Regions from separate parts of the Homo sapiens genome. Here regions 1 and 3 are each linked to region 2. The links are chromatin contacts, found by Hi-C or POLR2A ChIA-PET in ENCODE. All regions are on one chromosome and are shown on one strand. Each heading gives the region's core, a stretch centred on a gene start or an enhancer-like site at or near the end of the contact. The rest is flanking DNA. Distances are from core to core; before and after follow the strand shown.

Region 1 (2,802 bases), core at 51-2,550, 270 kb after region 2:
ATCTGCAGCTCCCTGTATCTTCCAGTAAACGGATTAGCAGGTATTTTCTGAGTGTCCATGATGACGGTCTTAGCACTCTCCTTCCTGCCTAAGGAGTCACAATCGCATTCACAATCAAATGCAGGTGCTGTGTGTGCGCTGCTCTCTTCCTCCCATAGCCCCGTTTCACTTTCTCTGGAGTGCATCCCCATCCTCTCAAAGCAGAATCAACAAGCAAACCACTGTCCTTCTTTCAAAAAACAAAAACAAAAACAAAAACAAAAGTCATGTGTTTATTTCTTCCCCTCTACTTGTGCCTCCTAAATTCCTTGCCTTAGTCCCAAATCAGTCCTCCAAACGCGGGTTACTTGTAACGTTATTCAGAAGTGGAAGATTACCTTGCAAAATGGCAGATAATGCCCCAACTAGATATTTCATGGCATTCTAAAACTACATAAAAGCAAGATTTCTTAACATTCCTCTAAATAAATAATAGTGTAATAAATATATGAAACAGGCTATGCATTTCCTCAGTGTTCTTCCATTCCCTCCAGTGACCACACATGTGTACTGCATGGTGAGCCCATGACTGAGGAATAGAAATACAGTCATGAGGCAGCTAACAGCGTTTCAAAGATGAAGTGCATATACGATAGTGGTCCTGTAAGGATAGAATATAGCTAGAAAATTCCTATTGCCTAGTGACATTGCAACCGTGGTAAGATGTACATGTTCCTCATATGTTTGTGGGGATGCTGGTGCAAACAAACCCGTGCTGCCAGCTGTATAAAAGTACAGCACGTACAACAGTGCACAGTACATAATATGTGATAATGATAATAAGTGACTATGTTATTGGTTTATGTATTTACTATACTTTTTATAGTTATTTAAGAGTGTACACCTTCTACTTATTAAAAAAGTTAACTGTGGCCAGGCGCCGTGGCTCATGCCTGTAATCCCAGTGCTTTGGGAGGCCGAGGCGGGTGGATCACTTAAGGTCAGGAGTTTGAGATCAGCCTGGGCAACATGGTGAAACCTCATCCCTACTACAAACACAAAAATTAGTCAGCCATGGTGGTGTGTGCGTCTAGTCCCGGCTACTCAGGAGGCTGAGGTAAGAGGATCGCTTGAGCCTTGGCGGTCGAGGCTGCAGTGAGCTGTGATTGCACCACTGCACTCCAGCCTGGGGGACAGAGCAAGACCCTATCTCATAAATAAATAAATAAATAAATAAAATGTAATATTCACTAAGTGTAGCCTAAGTGTACAGTATTTATCCAGGCCTTCACAATTACTCACCACTGACTCACTGACTCACCCAGAGCAACTTCTGGTCCTGCAAGCCTGACTCCTAGTAAGTGCCCTATACAGGTGTACCATTTTTTTATCTTTTACACTATATTTTTTACTGCACCTTATCTATGCTTAGATTCAGAAATACTTACCACTGTGTTACCATTGCCTACAGCGTTCAGAACAGCAACATGCTCCACGGGTTTGCAGCCTACGAGCAACAGGCTATACCATGGACCCTAGGTGTGTAGTAGGCTGTATCAACTAAGTTTGTGAAAGTACGCTGTATGATGCTGGCATAATGATAAAATCCAATTACCTAACAATGCATTTCTCAGAACATATCCCTGTCATTAAGCAACATATGACTGTCTATTACTGAGATCTGTACATTTTTAATTACCTTCATGTTACTGAATCCAGCTTTAAAAAAACAGCAGGAAACCATTTTTTCACTGTGTTTCAAGTCAGCTACAATTTAAATATCATTAGTTCGGTGTCAACCTAAAATGGAAACAATTACCAGTAGAACATTACATATTACGTTTACTTTTCATTTTTGGTAGCACAATTCCTATCTAGGAAAACATAATAAGTTTCCTGTAGGAAAAGTAAGATAAAGGAATTAAGAATTCTTAGGGGTCTCACTCACTTAAGACCGCTAATATATGAGAAAAAATATCTTGTGCTTTGAGAAGTAAGCTTCAATTACCTGGGAAATCAACTCAAGCAAAAAACTCTTTCAATGATGCTAGACAAATAAAATGCACAGGTAGATGTTTGCACGTCCACAGAAATTGCAGCCACAATCAGATGCATTCTTCAGATGTGAATTCGTGCATACAAGCAACCCCTGTCTTTCGCAGAGTTAAGTTCAAATCCTGTACACACTTTGTTCCACAAAATTGCTGTTGGCTTGCATCTCTTTTGTCACCTTTCTCCATCCTTAAGTCCTCCAAGGTTCTCTCAGGGCCAAGACTGTAGGGTTCAATGACCTTCCCTGGTCAGCTGTAAAACTAGGGCTAGCACCTTCAGAATCCGCCAGCCACACCCTGCTCCAGCTCACCACCATGAGTTTTCTCTCATCAGCCTCCAAAGTCCAAGCCATCGCTACATCTCAGAGATGACGTACAACATGTGCCTTTATTTTATACTCTCAAGATGCTGGATATAGTAGTTATTATCCAGAAAGAATGACTTCACAATCAGGATCCGAGACTGGCTATAAACAGTGATCGAATCCTCAACTCATTCCCTCTCGCACCTACAGGAAGGTATTAACAACTGATCCTCCCTTTCATTTTTAGAGTAACAAACCCAGCTTGTACTACCCATGCCTACAACAGCCCAGATGTGGCACTCAAGGTTGAAAAGGGGCCACAACTTGGTAACGGGACACACATGACCCCATGCAGGAGAACAGCCAGGGCCATGAGGAAAGGGACTTTGGTGCACAATGGCAGGTACCTATGCCCTTGCTGGGACATGGGGCATCAGGGTCATTACCAGATGGGTTTACAAAACACC
Region 2 (2,991 bases), core at 472-2,971:
TTCAGCATCTATAAGGAGAAAACAACCTAATTAAAGAGTGGGCAAAGAACATGAATAGACACTTTTCAAAAGAAGACATATGTGGCCAACAAGCGTAAGAAAAAAAGCTCAAGATCACTGATCATTTGAGAAATGCAAATAAAAACTGCAGTGAGATACCATCTCACACCAGTCAGAATGGCTACTATTAAAAAGTGAAAAAATAACAGATGCTGGTGAGGTTGTGGAGAAAAGGGAATGCTTATACACTGTTGATGGGAGTGTAAATTGGTTCAACCATTGTGAAAAGCAGAGTGGCGATTCCCAAAAGAGCTAAAAACAGAACCACCATTCGACCCAGCAATCCCATTACTGGGTATATACCCAAAGGAATATAAATCATTCTATTATAAAGATACATGCACATTATGTTCACTGAAGCACTATTCACAATAGCAAAAACATGGAATCAACCTAAATGCCCATCAATAGTAGACTTTATAAAGAAGATATGGTACATATACACCATGAAATACCATACAGCCATAAAAAAGAACAAGATCATGCCATTTGCAGAAACATGGATGGAGCTGGAGGCCATTATCCTTAGCAAACTAACACAGGAATAGAAAACCAAATACTGCATGTTCTCACTTATAAGTGGGAGTCCAACGATGAGAAGACATGGACACAAAAAAGAGAACAGACACTGAGGACCACCTAAGGGTGGAGGGAGGAAGGAGGAAGAAGATCAGAAAAAAATAACTATTGGGAACTACGCTTCATACTGGGGTGACAAAATAGTCTGTACGTCAAACCTCCATAACATGAGTTTACCTATATAACAAACCTGCGCATATACCCCTGAACCTAAAATAAAAGTTTTTTAAAAAGAAAATGAGTTAGATCTAGCGTATTGACTATATGAGATATCCATAACATATTAAGTTGAAAAAGCAATGTTAAAGTACTACTGTAAGCCAGGCATGGTGGCTCATGCCTGTAATCCCAATACTTTGGGAGGCTGAGGTAGGTGGATCACTTGAGGTCAGGAGTTCAAGACAGCCTGGCCAACATGGCAAAACCCCATCTGTACTAAAAATACAAAAATTAGCCGAGCGTGGTGGCACACGCCTGTAGTCCCAGTTACTCGGGAGGCTGAGGCACAAGAATCGCTTGGACCCAGGAAGCAGAGGTTGCAGTGAGCCGAGATCTCACCACTGCACTCCAGCCTGGGGGACAGAGTGAGACCCTGTCTAAACAAAATCAATAAAATCCAAGTATGAAGAAGAAGGAAAAAAGCAACCTCTATATATGCTTTATACAGGAAATGTTTTTTATGATACATGTGATTTATAATCACTGCATAAAGTGTTTCTACCTTTTAATCCATTGTTTTGGTTGCAAAGGTCACCAGTTCTCAAGCTTGGCTGCCCTTTGGAATCACCTGGGGATTTTTAAAAACGCTGATGTCTGGGCCCTACATCCAGAGATTCTGATTTAATTGTGATGGGGTACGGCCTGGACATCAGATTTTTAAAGGCTCCTCAGGTGATTTTCATGTGAAGCAAACCCTGAGGACCAGTGGCATAGATAACTGAGGTCTGAAGCCCAATTTTGGAATAGTTTGACATATGACCTGTGAAGCTATTTTTGCAATTGTCCTGTTAACCACTAGATGGCGTGTTATCCACACTACAGCATTTCGACAACCAGGGTTTTGCCGAACTCTTGGGGAGGTGAAGGACGGAGGCAAGCAGGAAGCAACCAAGGATCGAACGGAACAGACCTGGGACCAGGAATTGTGCCAGATTCGGGCCTCATCCTGCATCACGTAGTGAGCATACAGCTTTTTTTTAAGTTCTGGGGGAAAAAATTATCATCATTAAGCCTGACTTTCCTTCAAGTCAGAGAGGAGCTGCTCCTTAGTCTCTTCCTGTTTCAGTGTCTTTTCTTGGATGTGAGTTACAGAAAGTCATTCTTTGTGGAAAGGCCACACCCTCTGTTGTTTGGCTGCAAGGGTGAAATGGAAGGATGCTCTTTGGAAATCTCTTAATTAAAAGTAAATAATTGACTGTGTAGTAAACAGCCAGAGGGGCAATATTTAAACCCTATTTATAGATTCAGATTAGTGGTGGGAGTAAATAGGACAGTCAGGAGAAAACTTAAATTAAGAAGATTCCCGTCACCCTCACACACAAGAGTGTGATTTTTTTTTCTGAAAACAAATACCTCTGGGCTTCATTTTTCTCCCTTTGATCTCAAAATAAACACCAACCTCCACACTTCTTGGTCATGCACTGCTGGTTCATTAAAGAGCCATATGCTGATTTCCTGTGAGTGTTTAACACGTCATGATTAAGGGCAAAGTCAAGAAACAATTTAAGGACAATTTTTCAATAAAATTAGCTCCAAAACTAAGTGTAATTACTGTCAGTGTTTCTATTATTTGGACTTTTTCCCATCAGAATGTATAAATAGTGTTTTTAATGAATATACAAATTATATGTTTCTGAGAACCAAGAACTCTGACTCCATGAGGAGACAGATAGTGTCTGTATCCCAGGGCAGGTAATTAATGTGAAGGATTCGAGATTTCCTTTGTAGCTATTCATCTATAAAGCAGCCTGTGAGCCATGAGGCCCTGCGGACCATCCCATCAAAAATCTCAGCCAAAATTTGTATCAGTTAGGGTTCTCCGAGAACCAGAAGCAACAGGATATATCATATATGATGAAGAAGCAACTCACATGATAATGGAGGCTGAGAAGTCCCCAGATCTGCTGTTGGCAAGCTGGACACACAAGAAAGCTGATGGTATTGTTCCAGTCTTGAGGCCAAAGACCTGAGACCAGGAGAGGCAATAATGTAAGTTCCAGTTCAAGTCCAATTCCAAAGGCAAAGGACTGATGACCCAGCTCAAAGACCAGAGAGTGAAGCTGATGACCCAGCTCAAAGACCAGAGAGTGAAGCTGATGACCCAGCTCAAAGACCAGAGAGTGAAGCTGATGA
Region 3 (2,700 bases), core at 190-2,689, 410 kb after region 2:
AACCAACCATTCCTCTTACCCCAGCCTTTACAGACCTGGAAAACCATCCCTGATTTGCCCCCAGCCTCATCCCCCACTACAACTTAAACAAACCTTCCTCTCCAGCCTTGCTTCCAGCCCCAAAATACATTTTTAAAGTTCTGATGCCAAGACCACCCCATCAAGTCTAGTATAATCCTTCTGATCATCTAAGTACCCTCCTCCAGGAGACCTCCAAGATCCCTCTGGGCAAAATGATCTCTTCCTCCAATTCCAGGGCTCTTTCCCAGTGTGCTCACTCCATCCTCACTCATAAAAGCATCTGGTTCCATTCCACAGCTGGGCACACCTTATCTTCTCAAGAGACAATGTAAGCTCTTTTTAAAACAGGGGCTGCATTTTACACACCTCACATACCTCCTGCAGGTCCCCGAACATCCAAACACTCCAAATTTGTCTCTGTCTCCAAATCCTACAAAACCAAATTCTCTCTACCCAGCTCAGCTCAGCATCCCTGGGGCCCCGATCTACCTCATCTGCCTCCTCTGCTCTAGAGTAAAAGCAACACCAGTCACCCCCACTCTGCCGCCCACTGTAGCCGAATCCAAGTGGCACTCTCAGCCCATGCTCTTATCAGTGCACTGGGGGCAGGCCTACCATCTACCAAGCACCAGAAATGCCCCTCCGAGCTTTGTGCAGCCCCCTTGCCAGGCAGACAGCCTCCAGGGCCAGGTTCGGCACGGGAAGCTAGAACACGGGGCTGACTGCACAGCCTGGGGCAGACACACCTCAGCTTCCACACCCACCTGACAAGGCTGCCCAGAGGATGGAGGGAAGTCAGTGTTTCACCCACTGCCCTAATGGGAAGACAGTGTTTCTCACCCACTGCTCAAGCCTGGAAGCAAAAGGTCCCAATGTTCCTACTCGATGACCCGCCCTGTCATGCCCTGTCCAGATATCTAACCCTCACCTTTCTCTGTCCATCAAGCAGTAAGAATTCATAGCAGCCAGCACATATGACCCTGAGGGCAACGTTCTAACAAAGCCAAAGAAAAGGTGGCACACTGGCCTTCAATTCAAAGCCCAGGGTGGCAAGAAAAGGGTCACTAGTTCCCTGAAAATAACTGGCATGCAAAATTCAAACAGGTAATTGGGGTGGAGTTCATGGAAAAGGGAAGAGAAAACCTCACATGGGTTTGTATACCCTTCATTTAAGCACACTGTCTTCAGGCAGCAGAGGTTTCAAGGTGCATGCTAAACACCCTTGCGCAGGTTTCAGAGAGCAGATAAAAGGGGCTAACCAGGCTCTCAGGAAGCCCAATCCGCACACGCACGGAGCCGAGCCAGTGGAAACCATAAGCCTGTCTCATCTGTCTCTAAACTGCTCACAGGATGAACAGGAAGGCTTGATCGATACTGATTTTACAGTCATAGGAGTGACTCATCACGAAATTCTACCCAGCTTAAAGCTCAGCTGTGAACAGAAACAAAACAACATAATGGCAGGGTCAGATTTAAAATAGTAAGTATGACTGGTAAACAGTTAATGCTCATAAACAATTAACAATCACCTTCCCAGCCTCCTGGATTTGCTGGGAGAGGAAAAAGTACTACTGAGGGCTCTGAAGCGGGCTGCAGCAGTAAGTCTGTCTTCTGTGGCAGCCCCTTCCAACTCACTGATGCTGGTGTCAGCTTTACAAAACAGACCCTGGAGGGTCACGAGGAGCTGCTTTTAATAGAATTCCACACATCTGATGGGTACGTGCTCACTGAGGAGGGGAGAGAGGAGGAATGTACTTACATGGAACAGAGTTTTCAGAGAGTGAAATTTAAGCTCTCCTGGAGTATAACTTCCTCTATGTAGCTCCTGCAGAGTTTAAAATAAGCAACTTATCTGTCCTAAAATGAGAGAAATGGGGTCATATAAAATTTCTCAATAATTGAGTTCCTCTCAAACTGCATTCACTTTAAGGAAAGCACTGGGGTGCTCAGAAGGTGCACTACACATTTCAGGCATTTGGTTACAGAGGCGAATGTGCTCAGCGCCATCCTGAAGACATGTACTTTCAAGTACTGGATTCCATGTAAATTTTAATGATCTGTAACCAACTCTCAGACCTGGCCAAGAACTTCCATAGAGAATCCTGGTCTGGAGATCCCTTCACTATGGCACACTGCTCCACTGTTCTGAACTGCATGACTGTGTCCCCTCCAATTCATATACTGAAGCCCCAACCCCCAGATACCTTCAGTGGTATCTGAAGGTGGGGCCTTAGGGAGGTAATCAGGTTTAGATGAGGTCCTGAGGGTAGAGCCCCCATAATGGCAACAATGCCCTTACATAAAGAGGAAGAGACCAGAGCCCCTTGCTCTCTCCACCCTGTGAGGACACATGACATTTGTCATCTGCAAGCCAAGAAATGGACCCTTAACAGAAACCAAATTTGGTCGGCACCTTGATCTCAGACTTCCAGCCTCCAGAACTGTGAGAAACATAAGTCTGTGGTTTTAGCCCTCAGTCTATAGTAACCTGTCACAGCAGTCTGAGCTAAGACATCCATACAGCCCCGTAAGAGAACCAACCCAGGGACGAGCAACACCTCTCATCATCTGACACCACCTCCTGCCTGACGACCAGGCAAAACAAGCACATACACAAACAAGCAAAAGGGGAGGATGAGAGTGGTCATTCGGGTTTGCTTTGGAGGTCCAGAGAAAATG

The links. A loop is a pair of places that touch in the nucleus more often than their neighbours do. ChIA-PET counts read pairs that join two places held with the same protein, here RNA polymerase II (POLR2A). Pooled maps may share reads with other maps.
Region 1: a map of gastrocnemius medialis shows a loop between it and region 2 (4-fold over the local background). The contact joins two enhancer-like sites. A Hi-C loop is called at or near these places in 3 of 168 maps with a recorded cell type or tissue (gastrocnemius medialis, left colon and transverse colon) and 3 of 50 pooled maps. POLR2A ChIA-PET finds 5 or more read pairs at or near these places in 1 of 52 experiments (activated T-cell).
Region 3: a loop to region 2 is called in a map of gastrocnemius medialis, with 3 times the contacts of the local background. The contact joins two enhancer-like sites. A Hi-C loop is called at or near these places in 30 of 168 maps with a recorded cell type or tissue (A673, B cell, CD8-positive, alpha-beta T cell and 24 more), 12 of 37 single-sample maps with no recorded cell type and 16 of 50 pooled maps. POLR2A ChIA-PET finds 5 or more read pairs at or near these places in 3 of 52 experiments (AG04450, OCI-LY7 and Panc1).

The regions. Positions count from the first base shown.
Region 1 is chr15:98,801,914-98,804,715 of GRCh38, reverse strand. The region is part of intron 2 of IGF1R (insulin like growth factor 1 receptor); the gene reads right to left. Among named protein-coding and RNA genes, the nearest start is that of MIR4714, 19 kb to the right of the region's middle. Within about 2 kb of position 1,300, at least 2 of the 41 ENCODE cell types and tissues checked have a DNase peak (open chromatin) inside an H3K27ac peak, as active enhancers do.
Region 2 is chr15:99,075,566-99,078,556 of GRCh38, reverse strand. No RefSeq gene overlaps it. Among named protein-coding and RNA genes, the nearest start is that of SYNM, 28 kb to the left of the region's middle. Within about 2 kb of position 1,721, at least 12 of the 41 ENCODE cell types and tissues checked have a DNase peak (open chromatin) inside an H3K27ac peak, as active enhancers do.
Region 3 is chr15:98,667,795-98,670,494 of GRCh38, reverse strand. The region is part of intron 1 of IGF1R (insulin like growth factor 1 receptor); the gene reads right to left. Among named protein-coding and RNA genes, the nearest start is that of IRAIN, 18 kb to the right of the region's middle. RefSeq lists enhancers at 488-1,213, 864-2,063. Within about 2 kb of position 1,439, at least 6 of the 41 ENCODE cell types and tissues checked have a DNase peak (open chromatin) inside an H3K27ac peak, as active enhancers do.